Linked DNA regions of Homo sapiens: region 1 is linked to region 2. The links are chromatin loops, found by intact Hi-C in ENCODE. Cell type or tissue: natural killer cell. All regions are shown on one strand.

Region 1 (2,500 bases), 110 kb before region 2:
TAGCTGCAGACAGATAATGTATAATGTATCTGCCACCCAGCTTAGACAATTATTACCATGTTGCCAATCTCATTTCACCAACCCCCCTTCCTCCATTTTTTTAAGTTGGAATATTTTAAAGTAAATCCTAGAAATCAACATTTCTTAAATAAAAAATAATAACAACTGCCATGCCATTATCACGTTGAATAAAATGACCAGTAATTTTGCATACAAATTCCTCCGCTGTCTCAATGCCTTCACAAGAGCGAGTAAGTGGTAGAAGCTGGGATTCGAACCCAAGCAGTTGGACTCCAGTGCACTCTAAAATCTGTACTTCATGGAAAGAGAGAATCCAACAAGAGCCCTGAAGGAACTGGCAGAAAAGGGCAAAATAAGCAGAGAGAAACAGGATGCCAGGAAGCAGCAAGCAGAAAGGTCAGTAACCTCAGCAAAGGGTGGCCTCAGTCAAGAAGGGGATTTCAAGATATTTCCTATTGCGGAACTGAAGACCTCAAGGAGAACAAGTCTGAAGGCTGCAGACAAGAACAGGTGGTGGGCCTACCTATCTTGGAGTGGGGAGGAGACCTCTGTAAGGCAATGTGAATGCTGATGGCATCAGGACTTGGCAAATCTTAAGACTCTGACTCCCACCAGGCAGAACGCAGGACTGCCTCTCACTAGACTGAGCCACGGCTGCTTGAAAGCTGAAACTAACCCACAGAGGGCCTTGGTTACCATACAAATCAGAAATAGTGTTGTCCAGGATAAGATCCAAAATAGCCTAGAGATTTGGCTGTCTTAAAACATGGGCTCAGTAATCGCTAGTTTTGACGTAGCATACCTTTCCTGAATATGGTTTAGAATCTTCCCGCTGGTTGATCTTATTTCAATAGATGGCTCCTTTGCTGAAATGAAATCCTTGTAAACAAGGAGTGCAGAAGAAATACCAAAGGAAGAAACTAAAGCTCAAGTTGAAGCTTTGCAAGCAGGTCTTGCATCCTAAGAAGCCACTGCCCAGACAGGCTGGTGTTCCAAAACTAACCACAAGGTGGCACTGCTTTGAGCCAAGCCCCAGGTCATGTTAAAAAATGAATGAGATCAATGGTGAAGTTTTACAGTTGCAGAATAGCCAAATGGCAGCCATGAAAAGAAACCCCTTAGACCTCCTGCTACAGGAAACAAAATTGATTGGCTGTGGGTCCCAGCTGCTGCCCCTCTCCATCCATCACTGCCTTCCCCTCGGGCTGCTCCTGGCCTGTGACAAGCACAGCCCTGCTGTCCATCTAGGCTATTCCCTTGGGACAAGGGTGGTTCCCATGGGTGACTTTGCCTTGAGGACTTCCCATCTGCCTGGCCCTCTCTTTCTTGGACTGTACTGCAGTCTGTGATATTTTTTTTTCCTACCCAATTCCCTTCCTCCTCTCTCTCCTTCACAGTTGTCAGAACTTCATTATAGCTCTATTCAGGAGTGGCCCCGTGATGGTGGAGATGGAAAATCTTTCTAATGGGCAGCGTGTGAGAGTGCAACTGGTATCTACAATGGAATGAAAAGTGGCCCGAGATGAGAATATATACAGTGGCCAGGAAACAAGGTCTGGGGTAGAGGATTACGGATGAGCCCAGGGGAGTGGGCGCTCCAGGGGAGTGTCATTTCCGCCTCCCACGTTAATGTCCCCAGAATGCAATCCTCATGGAAGAGGTGTAGAACAACCAAGCAGTCAAGAAAACTCAGCCAGTTGATAGCTGGACTTCATCACCGGCCAGCCCAGAACTGGTGTGACAGGCACAGTGATGGAGGCAGGCTGTAGACGGCCCATTAGCATGGACTCCCTGTTAACCAAGGTCAACGGAGCTGTCACTGCCCCTGCATGTCCAACCTTCCTGCAACACAGATCATTGCTGAGCCCTGAAGTGGCATTGCTCTTTAAGGAGACCAATGGGCCACAGGACGGCCAGTCGACAAGTGGCAGGCTCCAGATGTAATTGCTCCTCTGTTCTGAGAAAATGGATCTGGGTCCTCTAAGTTGTTCCCCTGAGCCAGCGGGCTCTGAAGCTTTGTTGGGAGAGGGTGATGGAGAGACATTGGAGGAGGAAGAGGGTTTTGCTTCCTGACCCGTGCAGTGCAGACTGCTTCACAGGAGTGCTAAGGAGCACCAGCTTCCCAGCACCTCCCTCAGGGGGTTTTGCATCAGAGGCCTCTGGTAGGACACTTCTCTGTACAGTTTTCCCCAGGATGCCAGAGGGCAGGTTTCTAGCAAGTTCCACCAGCAGAGCACCACAGTGACTTCTCTGCCCTCCACTGATTCACAGCCATGCCCTCCCTACTCAATCTGGGTGTCAGCCCCAGGGGTGCTATGGAGGGCTCTTCTTTTTTTTTTTTTTTTCGAGACAGGGTCTTACTCTGTCACCTAGGCTGGAGTGCAATGGTGCAATCTTGGCTCACTGCAATCTCCGCCCTCAGGTTCAAGTGATTCTCCTGCCTTAGCTTCACTAGTAGCTGGGACTACAGACGCCCGCC
Region 2 (2,500 bases):
TCTGTCTGCATCACGGTGGAGGCAGGCATGGACCTGATTATATGGAAGTTGCCACTGTATTACAGTATTACTCTGTCTCTATTTCCTGATAATTCCAAAATTTAAATGAGTAGAATATTTAATTATTTATTTATTTGAGACAGGGTCTCACTCTGTCACCTGGCTGGAGTGCAGCGGCGTGATCATAGCTTACTGGAGCCTCAAACTCCCTGTGTATTAGTTCATTTTCATACTGCTGATAAAGACATACCCGAGACTGGGAAGAAAAAGAGGTTTAATTGGACTTACAGTTCCACATGGCTGGGGAAGCCTCAGAATCTTGGTGGGAGGCGAAAGGCACTTACATGGTGGCAGCAAGAGAAAATGAGGAAGAAGCAAAAGTAGAAACCCCTGATAAACCCATCAGATCTGGAGTGAATAAATCTATAGACTTATTCACTATCATGAGAATAGCACAAGAAAGACCAGCCCCTCTGATTCATTTACCTCCCCCTGGGTCTCTCCCACAACATGTGGGAATTCTGGGAGATACAATTCAAGTTGAGATTTGGGTGGGGACACAGCCAATTCTGGCTCAAGCAATCCTCTTGCCTCGGCCTCCTAAGTAGTTGGGACTACAGGTACGCGCCACCGTGGCTGGCTCATTTTTAAAATTGTTTGTAGAGATGGAATCTCACTATGTTGTTGTGGCTGGTCTTAAACTCCTGGGTTCAAACAATCCTCACATCTCAGCCTCCCAAACTGTTGGAATTATGGGTGTAAGCCATCACGTCCAGCCCAGAATATTTTTAAAAACCCAGTTTATTGATAATTTATTTTGTCGACATAAATCACTCAGGATCTGAAACATTAAATATCTTCTGTTATCTATTTTCTGTGAGTTAACATTTGTTTACATTTTCTCCATTGGAAAAATGGAACATTAAAGTTATTTCATGTATTTCCCAGTAGATGTCTATGTAGGAATGCAATGCCAGGATGATCTGGCCTCCTGCTACCTTGTAGTAGTAGGTGAAAATCACTGAATGTTCACATGTACAAGTACTGCCCCCTACCTGTTGCTGGGAGGGCCTTGAATTAGCAAGTTCAAGATGGTGTTGGCTGTGCCATTGCCTGAAACCTCCATGGTTTCACCATGAAAAGTCCATAAATGGGTAAAAAAGAAATATCTGATGATAAATATCTGTATGCTCTTTTATTTTGTTGTAGCTGTACAAAAGGGATATTTGAAAAGGTGCAGAATAGAAGTATAATGTACTTTTTAGGAACTACTTACTCTTTTCCACCTTTTGCCTGGTGACTGTGAATGTTCCAGAAATAGTGCCTCAGGTTCAACAGCTGAACTGCTGTATGAATCAGTAAAATGAAAGTTACACACAGTAGTTTAGGCAGAAGTATTTTTGGGAGAATTGCCTTTCGTCCATATTGCTTTGGGCTGTACCATTTTTATTGACTGAGTAGATTTTTATTGAGGAGCACTTGTTTTTTATTAGTATTAGGAGAGACCTAAGGAAAGAGGATGTCGTATTTCTGCTCTCATGGAACTTGAGAGTTTGAATGGAGTAGGGCAAGACATGTACGCAGGTGTGAGTAGTGTCATGGAGGCATTAAGAGAGGAGAGAGCTTATTCAGCCTCAGTAGATTGTGAAGGAATCAGCTCACCCTGATCCAATGGTGTCTTCCTGTTAAGGTGCTGTACTCTGATAAAAGTTATATTAAAGTCATTAAAATGCTTATGCTTCATTACCAGAGAGGTTTTTTCTTTTTAATGTTTTTCTTCTTTAGCTAATTACTAGTTTTTAAAATATTAGCTCAATGGATACTAAATATTTTGTTCCAGTCTCCTTATAGGGATTGGTTTTTATATGGCTGTATTCCTCTGAAACAAACTTTCTTGCTTTTGATCTGATACTCCATTGTCAGAGGCTCACTGAATGGTAGAACTGGAACCTAATCAGTCAGTCACTCTAAATCGATCTTTTCATGGATAAGAAAACCAAGACTTGGGTTAAATACGTGCATAGCTAGAGAATACTTTGGCAGGGCCAGGACTGTATAACCTGCCAATATTGCCGTGGATATCTCTACGTAGAAAGCATTTGTTTTAGTGGAGAATAATGGAAATAATCATTTTTCTTTCGGCTTCTCTGTTTAAGAGGCACAGTTGAATGCTGTTGATGCTTTGATTGACTCCATGAGCTTGGCAAAGAAAGATGAGAAGACAGACACCCTTGAAGACTTGTTTCCAACCACCAAAATCCCAAATCCTCGATTTCAGAGATTATTTCAGGTAAGAGAAGAAGGATGAACAAGTCATATTTCTTTTAAATGAAAGAGAGCTAAGTGCAAAGTTGCGGTAATTGGCCAGTCCTAAATAAATGTCTTTTTTCTCTGAAGGCCCCATTTGCTCTATTTAATGGAAGAATAACATCTTCCTCTCCTACTTCAGAAGGTAAAAATATTCTGAGCTCTTAAAAAGAAAAATAAAGTTGGAATGCTT

The links. Hi-C counts contacts between places; a loop is a spot of excess contacts. Peaks named below come from ENCODE experiments on the same cell type or tissue, not always from the same donor. Only the 100,000 strongest peaks of a DNase experiment are listed, where the experiment ranks them.
Region 1: it touches region 2 in a loop (21-fold over the local background); 10 of 110 quality-filtered maps call a loop at or near these places.

The regions. Positions count from the first base shown.
Region 1 is chr2:216,033,139-216,035,638 of GRCh38, forward strand. It overlaps a transcript of MREG not described here and a transcript of PECR not described here. Among named protein-coding and RNA genes, the nearest start is that of MREG, 21 kb to the left of the region's middle. In natural killer cell, CTCF peaks have their summits at 1,022 (motif pointing right) and 1,224; a DNase peak (open chromatin) is centred at 1,033.
Region 2 is chr2:216,139,030-216,141,529 of GRCh38, forward strand. XRCC5 (X-ray repair cross complementing 5) reads left to right here. Exons shown (of 21, transcript NM_021141.4): 13 at 2,157-2,290. Among named protein-coding and RNA genes, the nearest start is that of XRCC5, 31 kb to the left of the region's middle. In natural killer cell, no CTCF peak of the experiment used is centred here; a DNase peak (open chromatin) is centred at 1,042.